Linked DNA regions of Mus musculus: region 2 is linked to region 1. Evidence: chromatin contacts called from ENCODE Hi-C or POLR2A ChIA-PET data. All regions are on one chromosome and are shown on one strand. The core of a region is the stretch at or near the end of the contact, and the rest is flanking DNA. Distances in the headings are between cores, read along the strand shown.

Region 1 (6,676 bases), core at 2,857-5,356:
GTCACATATGGGCTACAAAACATACAGACAAACTTTCATATACATAAATTAAAAATACATTGTTTCTTAAAAGTAAATTACCCTAAATCCTTATAGCTTTGGTTATGCAATCAAATGATTAGCATTGGTCTAATCTCTTCTTCTGAGAAAATAATCATTTTTCTGGCTGAGTGTAAGAGCTTATGGTCCAGTCCTCCATCCCAATTCTTTCCACATGATTTGAATATTCTCCCTAGTAGACATTGGCACCTAACTATATCTATCTCACCCAGAAAGAAAGGTGACCAGAAACTCTGGAGAGTCACTTTAGTTGAAGTTCAAATGAAAAGATTATATCCAAGTAATAGCAAAAGAAAAGAACAAGAAAATCTGAGCTGATTAACAAATATGGCCTTAACCTGGCTATTGCGGTCAAGGATGACTGAAGTTCTCTGATCACCCAGATTCTACCTCAAGTACTGGATTACACAGGCATATGGCACTGTGCAAAATTTATGAATGGTTGGGTGTTGAACCCAGGACTTCATGCATGCTAGGGCAAGCGACTATCAACTGAAGTACATCTTCAGCCCCAGATTCTCATTTTTTTTTTTTTTATTCAAAAGCTAATTCATGAAGAGTGAAAAACAGCCCCAAGTACCTGAATCTTAAACAGGCTAAAAAGAAGCTGTTCCAATACAAATACAAAAATACAATGTAAAATACAAAAACAGCTCCATTTTCTTCCACCCCACTGGTTTCCTATACAACATAGCATCTTGCTCCCAGCACCTAGAAATAACCACTCTCTCTCAAAGAAGGTATAGAGTTTCTCTCCCAACCTCAGTACTACCTGGTTATGCGACTGCTCAGGACTCATTCCTCTAAATCCTAATTTTTTTTTTCTCTGCAAAATGAGAATACCCGGGGCTGGTAAGATGGTTCAGCGGGCAAGAGCACTGACTGCTCTTCCAAAGGTCCTGAGTTCAAATCCCAGCAACCATATGGTAGCTCACAACCATCTGTAATGAGATCTGACGCCCGCTTCTGGTGTGTCAGAAGACAGCTACAGTGTATTTATGTATAATAATAAATAAATCTTTAAGAAAAAAGAGAATACCCTTTCCTCTCACAAATAGCTATGAAAATTAAAGCTTAAATGTGCCCAGCAAATGGAGGATAGGTCAACATTTGTCTGTTTAAGAACCTGGGTTCAATTTCAGGGAAAGGGTTCATCCCACAGTACATGGCTCACAATCAATAATCATAGATTATCTCTTTCCGTTATAACTTGCTATAGCTTTATGCTCCAATTCTCCTTTACATAAAACCAAATCAATCAGGCATAGTGATGCATTCCTTTGACCCCAGCACTGGGAGGCAAAGGCAGGCATTCTCTGAGTTTGAGCCTAGCCTAACATATAGTACATTGGTGAGTTCCATGATAGCCAGGGCTATGTGGACAGACCTGAAAACGAACGAACAAACAAACAAACAAACAAACAGTAACAGGATTTGTTTGGAAATGCCCAAACTGAATCTAAGTTCTAGAAATATCCTTTCCCACATTTGAGCACTAACTCCAAGACATATTTCAAAAGTTCTCAAAAGCTAGGTCTTAAGACAGGCCTTATTGCTATTATTCTTAAGAAGTCAAAAGTAGCTCAAGACAAGGCTAAATAATGAGATGTAAGTCCTTTGGGTACCTATGAGTTTGTCTCATAACTAGTAAGTACTATCAATTGTATTCTAACCAAGATTATCAGATATTCCAAGTGGCAAAGAATTCTTTGAAAAGCACTGACACAACAAAGCTGAAGAAGAGAATTTCTACTCCTTCCATTATACTTTGTTTTTGAAAATTTACATTCTATGTAGTAATTGTCAAAGTTCATCTCAGGTTGTTACAGGTTAATGTCACTAGAAGAGCCATCTAACTGTGGTAGAACAAATAAAAGCTTCAGAACTAGTTTCTGGGTCAAGTTGCATGGTCATTTGACATTGACACTGGACAATACACTAAAGCTCTAAAGCCTCATTTTCTCAAATGTATTCTTTTCAATAGTGGGCTGTGAAATCAACTCCATGGTCTGCAATTAACATATTTCATTAAGAAAGAAAGAAAGAAAGAAAGAAAGAAAGAAAGAAAGAAAGAAAGAAAGAAAGAAAGAAAGAGAGAGGGAGGGAGGGAGGGAAAGGAGAGGAAAGGAGAGGAAAGGAAAGAAGAAAGGAAGAAAAGAAAAGAAAAGAAAAGAAAAGAAAAGAAAAGAAAAGAAAAGAAAAGAAAAGAAAAGAAAAGAAAAGAAATATACTGGGTGATATTACATGATTTTTCATCTACATTTTTAAAATGTTGTTCCTGGGGCTGGAGAGATGGTTCATTACTACTTACTGCCTTTACAGAGGGCCTGAGTTTGATTCCTAGCACCCACATCAAGGGCTCAAAGCCACCTGTAATTCCTTTGGCTTCTGTGTACATCTGCATTGATGTTCATATAGCTGCATATACGTGTGCATGTACACAAACATATACATAATCTGAAAGTAATTAAAAATTTTTTAAACGAATGGAACAGATGCCAGTGACCTATTGGACCATAAGTTGTATGCTATTTTCTGTATTTGTTTTCCAAAATTTGGAAAAAGTAATGAACACTATATGTTGAGTTATGACTCAAAATAGCTAAGCACATTATTATTTAATACTGGAGAAATTCTTCATAAATCAATTTTATCTTCCCTCCAAAGTAGTTTGCCTTTAACAAACATTATATACCTGGAAGGCAACCCACATTATTTGTCATGGGCGCGCGCGTGTACACACACACACACACACACACACACACACACAATTATGGACAGAATGAAAAGGTATTTATACCTAATACTGATTTAATACTAATACTTATTAGATTGTATTAAATTCTTGGAGATAGGAATTCCTGAAGAAAATAAAAATGGGTCCGTATGGAATAGACTTCTTATCTTAGAACCAAGGTTTTATAATGCAATTTTAAAAATTATTTAGCCTGTATGTATGTATGTGAGCCACTTGTGTGTCAGGTGCCAGAGAAGGCCAGAAGAGGGCATTAGATCCTTGGAACTAGAGTTACAGGTTGTTATAAGCTACCACTTAGGTGCTGGGAATTGAAGATGGTTCTTCCGGAAGAGTAACCTGTATTCTTAACCTTTGAGCCATTTATCTCTCCAGCCCCTCATAATGAAACTTTATTACATCAATTAAAAAAAAAAGTCAATTTAATTAAATAAAGTAACTGCCTTTTTCTAAACAACATCACAACTGACAGTCCTTTATGGCAACCTGGTTTCCTAGTGGCTCAGAAAAACAGCTGGTGAACCTGAAGGACCCTAGTTTAGATAATTCATCTAAAGACTGCCAGCTAAGGCTGTGTTGCAAGTTTAAAGGCTAGGCCACAGCTTGATGGAGTCTATGCTTTTATACTACCCATCTCCAAAATCCCCTGTATGACTAAAGGGTGATCCCAAAAAGGAATAATAAGAGATTTAAAGCTACTTCCTCATATGTTCAAACACTCTAAAATCTAAAAACTCACTTCTCTGCTGTTTATTCGCTTTTCATTAGGTATAATTTAGATCTATAAAACTTCCCTCTTCCCTCCTTCCTTCCTATATACTATGCTACTATGTAGCTAAATTTGGCCTAAAACTCACAATCTTTCCTACTTCTGCCTCTCAAATGCTAGACTTACTACAGGAACACACCATTTCTGCTTCAAACACCACTTTTATAATTACCTTATCAAACTGCAAAATCAGGTCCATGGTCTGGAGAGGAAGCTGGCTAAATCAAACAATTAGTTTAGTTACAGCACAATTTATCAACAATAGGCTGGCTTAGAACTGTGGCATCAGCTGCATTATTGTATTTTAGAAAGACTAGTTCCCCCGACATGTATATAAGGTGTAAGCAACTACTCCGTGGGTCATGCCATCAAACAAAAGCAACACCTACAAAGTCTCTCTCAGTGACTAGAAGCAGCCAGACACTCAAACTGCCAGTCCTGAATTATGGCCTCTGAATGGTGAGGGCTTCACATTTCACCGATCAGGGCACAGCCCAATCAGAAGACAAACCCCTGCCCTGGCGGGGACCAGCAAATCCGCTTTCTTCCAGTGTGCACATGACTGAATGTGCTTCTGTCCATCATCTGGGTCATATATAGTTCAATGCGAGCTAAGCAGACAGGGCTGCAAGGAAACCTGGTGCGGTTCAATACCTTGTCTAGCCTGGGCTCCAGGATCTTTTTTTTTTTTTTTTTTTTAAACTGACAAACTCATTTTTCTACTGGGACAGGATGCTGTGCTGGCTGAAGTTCCATTTCTACAGCAAGAATCCTATCTGGAAGCACAGAAGTTGTCCTCTAGCCACAGCAGCTCCAACTTTTTTGTTGTTGCTGCTTTCTTCTATCACCCCCTTCCCCTTTTGACAAAGATCCAACTGTAGAAAGTCTTACGTAACAGTTCAGGACTACTTCGGTTCTTTTACCGGGTAAGCACTTTCATTTTTTTTCCAGCTAAAAACCATTTTAAAATTGCATCTGTTGAGAGGCTTTGACTAAAACCTTTTCAGTAATTTGTGTAGTGAAATGCTGTCACTGATTTTTTCGGCTCATTTCTGCACGTGCTCCTTTGTTCTCGGAACAGAAGCTTTATACGCTCCCCATAACGCAGCTGCAGAGTTATTAAGTCAGTTATTATAAGGAACACAAAGGTTGCTTTGCATTCTTTGCCTTTAGGTAATTAATTTTCTATTTGTTTTTCTTAAAACAATATTTAAATAAGGCAGAAATTAACAAAAGAATAAACTGTTAGAAAATTTAGCAAAGTTTGAAGTTTTTACCACCTTTTCTATCCGTAGTTTTGCATGGCCAAACACTTGTGCCGCCTGGGGCGTTGGGGGTAAAGGCAAGCATAGACAGAGAGGAACTAAGCCAGACATGGACAAAGGCATGAGCCAAAACCAGACAGTCCTGGCCGTTCGATAGGCCAGCAGCGGGTGAGACAGGTCAGCCAGCTGCGGAGGTGGGAGGGGGGAAAGGGGGCATGGATGTGTGAGGTGCTCATGCGTGCAATCGTGACTAGATTCTGAAACTGCCAGCCATTTTCCAAGCTATGCTTTGTATAATCTAAAGGAATGTGTGTCCCCTGAAGCAGTCTTAGCAGAGCCATGGAAAGAAAGGAGCACAAGAGACACCAGCAGCACACAGAATCAGAAAATACTGGGAACTTGAGTGGGCAAGAGGGAATGCAGTGTGTGGAAATTTTTTAGTGATCTGGAATGTGTTGAGTGACAGGAAGTGCCCCAAGCAACCCCCCCTCCACTCTTCTCAGTCTCGCCTGCTTTTGTCTAACTCTTGTAATCTACACACTACTGCTTACAAAGCTGTCTGAGTTTAAGACAAAAAGAAACATAAAAGGCTCTCTCTCCATTTCATAGTACCTGTGAGAGAGGAGAAATGTAAACGCAATCCTATCGAGATTTTCTTTTTCAGGTATATTGAAGATACTTAAAATAACTGTTTATAGATAAATGAGAATTGTAAATTATAGTACCATTTTAAACCTATAATTAAAAAAGATTAACCAATTCTGGTATAACTTAGGTGGGTTCCTAATTTGAAGGCAACTTGTTTTCTTTGATTTTTATGTTACATGTGAAGCTCGATTTTCTTTGTATAGATGTGGGCTTTGGGGAAAATATTTGAAGTAATAAGAAAGTACTTTTTAAAAAGGGCGGGGATGGTTTCCCTTTGTGGGGTGGAAAGCAGTTTAAAGGACTAGTTCCTTGAGAAAAGCAGCTGTCTCTTACTTTTGTTTATGTGCAATCAAGTAACTTTATAATATAAAAAATGCTAGAAAAAACTTTTCAGACAATATAACATTATTCTAAGTGGAAAAAAAAAAACACACACCTAATCTGGCATGTTTCCCAAAGTTCAGGAACACTTAAAAAAACCAGTTAAATAATTTAACACCTAGCCCAACTTAGGAAATGGAGAATTAAGCATGTGTCAGACGCTTCTTTCTAATGGTTTAGCTCCTACCGCAGAGTGTTACTGGGCAGCCTAGGAGTTAATCTTGCCTAGCGTGGCTCTGAGCTCTCATGCCGAGCAGACGTTATTCACATGACGATTCGAAAAGTCCATTCATGTATCTCACTACCTGGATTTGAATAGAAACCAGACAGCAATTCTTTAGTTCCAGCCACATTCGCCCCACTGGACAATAGTGATTTGTTAGCACACAGTCGCAGGCTGGGGAACACAAAGCTCAGAGCTGCAGAAAGATGCAGAATTCAGAGAACAGGAAGTTACAGGCTCCACACACTCCTGGCAGCTCTGAGATTTGAAGAGAATAAAAAAAGGAAAGAAAGAGAAAAGGGCAGCACGGAGATCCGAGATGCCATGGTTAAGGGCTACTCTAGCATTTTAACCACCTCCAGTGCCATAAAAGCTGTATTGTTAAAGTACATAAAGTCACGAGTCCTGTGTGCTCTCTTTTCGCACTACAGAATACTTCATTCAAAGCCCTGGAACAGTCAGCAGTACTAAAGTATCCACGGTGTGCAGTTGCTTGGTCTGCTCTTATAGAAAGGAGAGGAGCATTTGATAAATAAAGCCTACTATCATAAGTAGAACATAATAAAGTTGGTATC
Region 2 (7,411 bases), core at 1,769-4,268, 180 kb after region 1:
TTGTTTTAATTCCAGGTGTGGGATAAGAGGCTGCTTCACAGCAGGTGATTATGAGTTGTCTCAAGCACTAGCAGGGGTGTGATTTTTGCCAGCTGTAGATAGTTTCAATCTGGGGATTCTGGAGAGGGTATAAATGGGAAAGGCCTGAGAGGACCTGTTGCAGTTGCTGCCGTCCCTGCTGCTGGTTCCTTTTGTTGCAGTTTGTCAAGTGGTTGTGACCAAGGAGACAAGAAGTTTGAGATATCCTGACAATGAAGATTGGACCAGCCCTAAGGAACCCAACACCCCTAATCTACAGGATGTAGTCTAAAGAGATCTATGCCTCCTTTCCCCTCAGACCTTTCTCTCCTACCTAGTGTTCTGGGGTTGTTTATTAGTAGGGTTCTCTGGAGTCACAGAACTTACAGGTAGTCTCTACATAGCAAGGGAATTTGTTGATGACTTAGAGTCTGTCGTTCAACTCCCAACAATGGTCAGCAGCAGCTGTGGATCTAGCAGTTGCTCAGTCCCACAAGGCAAGTAGGTGAATTTTCCTTCTTCCAATGTCCTTATGTAGGTCTCCAGCAGAAGGTGTGGCCCAGATTAAAGGTTTGTGCCACCACACCTGGGACTTGCTTTGTCCCAGATGACCTTGAACTCAAAGATCTCCCTGTCTTTTATTTATTTATTTATTTATTTATTTATTTATTTATCTATTTATTTTCAAGACAGGGTTTCTCTATAGCCCTGGCTGTCCTGGAACTCACTTTGTAGACCAGGCTGGCCTCGAACTCAGAAATCCGCCTGCCTCTGCCTCCCGAGTGCTGGGATTAAAGGCGTGTGCCACCATGCCTGCTCAGCAGATCTCCCTGTCTTAATCTTCTGGGATTCATAGCCACTATGCCTCGAGATCTCCATGCCAAGATCCAGGTCAGACACTTGTATCTCCTAGTCTCCAGATTAGAATCACAGGTGAGCCTTCCAATTCTGGATTGTAGTTCATTCCAGATATAGTCAAGTTGACAACCAGGGATAGCCACAACAGGTTGGAAGGGATTATGGTGGAATAAAGATCGAAAGGGTGGTAGATATGAAGAACACAATAAAATAGCTAAAAATAATATGCCAATGGCAAACCTGAGAGGACCTACTTTACATATGAAGAGACTTGGGAGCAGCTGGTCTGGACACCTTGCTATGAGTACCTGTTATCAGTATCTTGTTATGCCCACCTTGAAACCATGTCTATGTTCCAGGACGTCACTAGGGCTAATTCTTTATATGTGCAGTCTGCTTCTGTAACCCATCCTCTCTGCCTGCCAAATCTCCCACTTGGAAAGCCTCTACCACGAGCTATAAAAGACTTGACTTCCTCAAGTCCAATGTTGACGTCTAGACCCCTGACTTAGGGGGAGGCAGCCATGTACACGAAAAAAAAAGGTTGCTTTAATTATTTCTTGTTTTAATTAATTTGACCATAATGATTGGGTCGGTGGTCTTTCTCCTTCCATCTTTGGTATTAACACTAGCCCATTGTGGGTGGTGCCATCCTTGGGCAAGGTGGTCCTGGGTTCTATAAAAAGCAGGCTGAGCAGACCATGGAGGAGCGAGTTAGTAAGCAGCACTCCTTCATGGCCTCTGCATCAGTTTCTTCCTTCAGGCTCCTGCCCTGCTTGAGTTCCTTTTCTGACTTCAGTGATGGGACCACAGTGTGCAAGAACAAGCCAAATAAACCCTTTGCTTCCCCACTTTGCTTTTGGTCTTTGGTGTTTCATCATAGCAACACTAACCCTAAGTAGGAGAGATGGGCGGGACACTGTAGACAGATAGTCCAGTGAATATGCCCAAGGTAGAAAGGAGCAGTCAGGTGGCATGGGTGTCGATGTGTGAGCAGAGAAGATGGGGGCTAGGGAATTCCGTTTCTGAGGGCTGTGTCATGGCTGGGGAGGGGGTGGCGGTGGCTTTCTAATCTCAGCACAGACAGGTCTCCAAGGAGCCAACGCAGTGACTCGGACCCTCTGGGAGTGTGGATGAGAGTGGCCCGGCTGAAAGCCGCCTTTGCCGTCTCCATACACGTCTCACTGTCTGGGGCCTAAAATAGAGCAGGAATAGAATGATCCCGTGAGAAGATTCTGGTGAAGGACTACAGGAAAAGGGACATGAGTCACGCTGGGAACCCTTGAGTTCGACACTCCCAAAGTTCTGCTGCCCTGCCCAACACCATTGGGTCTCCCACATCCATCCCTGCCCACTTTGGTCTGGTTGGGGAGCTGGCAGGCTTGGTTCTGTCATGAAGGAACTAAGTCACTTACCCATGCTTCATTCCCCTGAGAGCCTGCTTCTCAGAGGTACCAGAAATAAGGGACCTCAGACATCTGCTGTGAGGGCCATGGTAATTGATGAGCAAAGGGGCCCAACCCAGGACCAGCACCACTATCGGCCTCTGTATTTCTCTGGACCTCAGTTTCCTCACCTGTAAAGGTTTGTCTTCGCAGGTTTCAGGTCAAAATCCACGTTACGATCCTAAGCGCTCCTGGGACCTCCCTCCTGTACTTCCAGCCCCGGACCCTCAGACGTTAGCATAGACTTGACACATATTTTTCATGCCCTGCGTTAGGCACACTCTGACTCCTGCTCCTTGCACCCTGGAGGTAGAGGAAGATGTTCTCAGTCCCAGGGCGGCTCGTGGGTACTACCATGTGCTAGGCTCTCACGTGTTTAACTACGGACTGTGCTAAATCCTGCTCTGTGAGAGGAAGGAGTCCTTGGGGCGGTACACTGCGTCCCGGTGCGCGGGGCCAGCGCGCCCTCTAGAGGCTACTCTGCTCAAAGTCTTGCTCGACAGCCAGAGGAGCTCTGGATCTGGCCAGCAGGCAGGTTCCAAGGTTGGAAGACTCTTTCTGGTGTCTCCTGCTACTCTACCTCCACTTTAACCTAAAAGTGCTCGCCTCACTACCACCTTCCATGGAGGCGGCTCAGAGAGCTCCCCCACTGCGGCTGCGCCGCCCCGCCCCATTACCATGGAGACTTCTTGTACACAGTTTCCCTTTCCCTTCTGCCCTGTTAGGAACGGAGGCCCCTCCGACGGGACTGGTGCCCGCTTAGGAGGGAGCCCTCCGGGTTATGGAGTGGGCGCCCATGAACATCAGAGCCCCAACAAGATTGGCCGTGGGCAGAGTGAGGTTTTATGGTCAACACCACGGGGAGGTGAGGCCCCAGTGCTCTTCTTACACAGGCTTGGTGGGGTCAGACCCCAACTCAAGAATAGACCCTAGGTTTATTTTTTCTTTTTTGTTTTGAGACAGGGTTCACTATGTGGCTGGCCTTGAACAGAGATCCATCTGCCCCTGCCTCCCTAGTGCTGGGATTCCGGTGTAAGCACCAGGTTTTTCCCCATGCATGGTTTGTTTGTTTATTTGGTTTTTCATGACAGGGTTTCTCTGTTAGTCCTGTCTGTCCTGGACCTCACTCTGTAGACCAGACTGGCCTCGAACTCAGAAATCCACCTGCCTCTGCCTCCCAAGTGCTTGGATTAAAGGCGTGCACCACCAATGCTCGGCTTGCATGGTTCTTTTTTTAAAGCCGGTGGTAGCACAGGCCCTTAATCCCAGCACTCGGTCGGCAGAGGCAGAAGGATTTCTGCGTTCAAGGCTAGCCTGGTCTAGAAATGTAGCGGGTTTTCCCAGGAACTCTTCACGTAAACAAGATTTCAAGCTCTCACAGATCTGCTTTGTCTTTTGAGGCAGCATTAGGCTGGTCTCAAACTTCAGGCAGTAGTCTTCCCTGGGGCTGGGCTCAAAGGTGTGCATCGTTATTTCTAGCTTAGATTCAATGCTTAGGGTTAACTTTGAGCTTGTCAATTTTTGACCTAGAACTTGCTTTTGCATGGCTGTGGAGTGGGACCTGGAGTTTATGGCCCTACCCGGGCTTCCTGGACAGATTAGGGATGGTTAGAGCTGAGAGGACAAATGACTCCAGACAGGCATAGGACTATTTTTGCCCTGTACTTTCAGGTCAACTGCTCTGCCTTCTCTCCTGACGGCCGGACCCTGCTCACAGCCTCAGATGATGGCTGTGTGTATGTATGGGGGACAAAGAGTGGGCGACTGCTATGGAGACTGGCAGGCCACAGAGGTGAGGCTCAGGCACATGGCTGGAGAGACTCTAGGGCTCTGTGCTGACATTGAGCCTCCTGTGGTGACATAGGACTTTGGGTTGGAGGAGTCCAGCAGAGGCAGCTGGATAGGGTGACACTAAACCTAACACTCAGGGGCTCTTGCAGCAGAGCTACTCATAAAACACACCCCTCCCGATGTAGTTTTACCTCTAGGAGCTTCCCCAGAGCGGGATAAATGTTTGAAAGGCTTATTCCAGTCAGTCTCTTGTCAAGGTCACCCACGTGAACTTGTCAGACTGCTTTTGGTCCTATTACCTCAACCCTTGACACGGGACTTTGCCATGCAAGCAGGGTACCTGACCTATTGAGATCCAGGAAGCAGTGGTGGTAGAGGGTGACTCACACCAAAGACCCTAGCTGGGGCAGTGAGTATGGTTCTGGGAGCAGGGATCTAGATTGGTCGATGCCCCCCAGATGGGCAAGCAGATCCAGCTGAACCCAGCTCAGGCCAGGCCTTGTGGTTGGAACTACAGATAACAAATCTGGACCTGGAGGGCAGGACAGTGCCTTGTGTTCTCTGCCTCAGGCCCAGTGAAGTCTTGCTGTTTCTCTCCCGATGGCCGCCTCATTGCCAGCTCCTCCAGTGACCACAGCATCCGCCTGTGGGATGTGGCAAGGTCCAAGTGTCTACATGTGCTGAAAGGTAAGTATTCAGTTTGGGCAGGAGCCACCTTGGCTCCTTTGTGGACTTTGTCCCGTCCTCTTTCCCACCTTTGGGCTGGTGTCTGTAGGTCACCAGAGGAGTGTGGAAACTGTCAGCTTCAGCCCGGACTCCAAGCAGCTGGCATCAGGTGGTTGGGACAAGAGAGCGATTGTCTGGGAAGTGCAGGTATGATGCAGGTGTTCAGAGGGGACCAGATACACCCTTTGCTCTTAGTGCCTCCCCTACTCTCTCCCCACACCCAATCAGATGCAGGTTCCAGCTAAAGCCACAGCAGGAAGGGCAATGCCTGGGAAGTTTGGGAGCAACCAGGCCCCTCCACCCCTGCAGCTCAGACTCTCTCTACAGTCTGGCCGCAGGGTGCACCTCTTGGTTGGGCATTGTGATTCCATCCAGAGCAGTGACTTCTCTCCAACCTCGGATTCTCTGGTGAGCTTTACTCCCACCACACCCTGCATCAGTGGCCATCTGAGTGGCAAGGGCGGTTTCATACTCCTTACTACCCACAGGCCACTGGTTCCTGGGACTCGACTGTGCACATATGGGACTTGCGGGCATCCACCCCAGTTGTGTCCTACCACAATCTGGAGGGCCACACTGGCAACATCAGTTGTTTGTGTTACTCAGCATCTGGTCTCTTGGTAAGCTAGGCTGACTGGGGCTCCAAGACCAAGGCCAGCCCGTTTGCCTTTGGGGGTCACTGAGCTCAGGAATGTCTCTTTAGGCATCTGGCTCTTGGGACAAGACCATCTGTGTCTGGAAGCCTACAACCAACAACCTGCCTCTTCAGCTCAAGGGCCATACCATTTGGGTGAATAGTCTAGCCTTTTCTCCTGATGAACTGAAGTTAGCCAGTGCTGGTTACTCTCGTACGGTAAGCCCAGATAAACCTCCGCCTCACCTTTCCAGAGGTTCCAGCCATACCAGAAATGCCCATGAATAACACAGGCAAGGACAAGACCCAGATACTGATCTCTAGTGACCTTGTCCGCAGACATATCTGGGTCTGAGACCACTGATACCTCCCAACTCTATTGCCTGTTTTTACTTCTAGGTCAAAGTCTGGGACTGCCTCACAGGGAAATGCCTTGAGACCCTAAAGGTAAGACACTATGGCCAGTACAAAGACAGGGTGTCCAGGACTAACAGGAATCACTAACCCTGACTGCCGCTGTGTCACTGACAGGGCATGCTGGATGTGGCCCATGCCTGCATTTTCACCCCAGATGGCAAACTCTTAGTGTCAGGGGCTGCTGTGACAAGATGACAAGTCTGCTCAAAGTCGAGAACCTCTCCCATGTAGCTTACGCACAGGCCTAAGGTAACTAAGAAAGCAGCCACCAGATCTCTGCAGCAGGGACTACCCTATCCTACTCCATAACAAGGCTGTTATCTGCTGTAGGCAAGTGGTCACCTGGCCCCCCACCTCGCCCAACCAGCCCCAGGCGGCCAATGTAAAACATGAAGCAGAAAGCCAGTCAGTCTCGCACTTTATTGTCGTTGTCATCTCAGGCCTTGACTGCATACTTGCGCAGAGGATACAGCCGCTCCTTCCGCTGCTGCTTCTTGGTCTTCAGCTTCTCCTCGTGCTTGGTGAGCCGGCGGCGCATGGCTCTAGTCTTCTTGGGTCGCAGGTCTAGGGGCTTGTATTTCTTGCCCTGGGACAGAAATGACAGGGTGAGTCTGAGCACCAGGGGCTCCTGGGAAGATGCTGAAGCAAATGAGAACATGGGACTTCTCTGAGCAAATGGTAGGACATTCAGAGCCTTTCAGCTGGGGGCCGTCAAATAAGGTTAGCAGAGGTTGGCAGGCCTAATATTTGCATAGCCAACCCCCTAATTTCAAGACTACAAGAGCCAGAGGGGCTGAACTTCAGTTTTCCTATGCACCACCCACCAGCGAGTAAGTACAAAGTCCTAGCACAACTGAAAGGGCACTTCACACAGATCAGGCCCTGTGGTGGTTACAATGAAACGGCTGACCCACCAGGCATGGCTCATAATGCTCTAGGCAACATGGGCCAGGGCTTGGTCAAAGTCACCCAGACACAAGTAAGACCCTGAGCTGTTAAGGGAGCTCTCATCTTCCTCTGTGTCCTAGCCCTTCCCAAGGGTTCCAAAATAAAACAGTCCCTTAGTACCCACCCTCAGGGACCAGATCCTGTGGGTCAGACCCCTACATGGTGAGAAGCAGCCCCATCAAGAATTTTAAGAGGCAACAGGCTTCAAAGCAAGCTCCCAGCAGCCTGCTGAAAAGCAGGGCATGCAAAGCCTTTAAAAATGTGTAATTGGGCTGGGCAGTGGTGGCGCACGCCTTTAATCCCAGCACTTGGGAGAAGGCAGAGGCAGGGGGATTTCTGAGTTCGAGGACAGCCTGGTCTACAAAGTGAGTTCCAGGACAGCCAGGGCTACACAGAGAAACCCTGTCTCAAAAAACAAACAAACAAACAAACAAACAAAACCCCCCAAAAAACCAACAACAACAAAAACCCAACAGTGTAATTGGGGTTTGGGGTTCCTATGAGGACCTCCTTCTGCCTGCAGAGGGGTAGGCACAACAGGTTCAATCCTCACGCACCACACTTCTGCAGGACC

What was found. Hi-C counts contacts between places; a loop is a spot of excess contacts on that map. ChIA-PET counts read pairs that join two places held with the same protein, here RNA polymerase II (POLR2A).
Region 2: a map of T-helper 17 cell shows a loop between it and region 1 (2.1-fold over the local background). The contact joins the promoter of Wdr38 here to the enhancer-like site in region 1. A Hi-C loop is called at or near these places in 1 of 37 maps with a recorded cell type or tissue (T-helper 17 cell). POLR2A ChIA-PET finds 5 or more read pairs at or near these places in 1 of 5 experiments (Patski).

The regions. Positions count from the first base shown.
Region 1 is chr2:38,819,060-38,825,735 of GRCm38, forward strand. All of the region lies in intron 3 of Nr6a1 (nuclear receptor subfamily 6, group A, member 1), which reads right to left. It overlaps Nr6a1os (a long non-coding RNA gene), which reads left to right. Exons shown (of 7, transcript XR_866167.2): 1 at 1-4,510. Among named protein-coding and RNA genes, the nearest start is that of Nr6a1os, 6.4 kb to the left of the region's middle. Within about 2 kb of position 4,107, at least 2 of the 3 ENCODE cell types and tissues checked have a DNase peak (open chromatin) inside an H3K27ac peak, as active enhancers do.
Region 2 is chr2:38,995,291-39,002,701 of GRCm38, forward strand. It overlaps Wdr38 (WD repeat domain 38), which reads left to right and starts at 3,019. Exons shown (of 9, transcript NM_029687.3): 1 at 3,019-3,186; 2 at 3,993-4,113; 3 at 4,683-4,799; 4 at 4,888-4,985; 5 at 5,166-5,246; 6 at 5,327-5,458; 7 at 5,542-5,691; 8 at 5,872-5,919; 9 at 6,004-6,294. The coding sequence starts at 3,103. The coding sequence ends at 6,084. It overlaps Rpl35 (ribosomal protein L35), which reads right to left. Exons shown (of 4, transcript NM_025592.3): 4 at 6,291-6,475. The coding sequence ends at 6,326.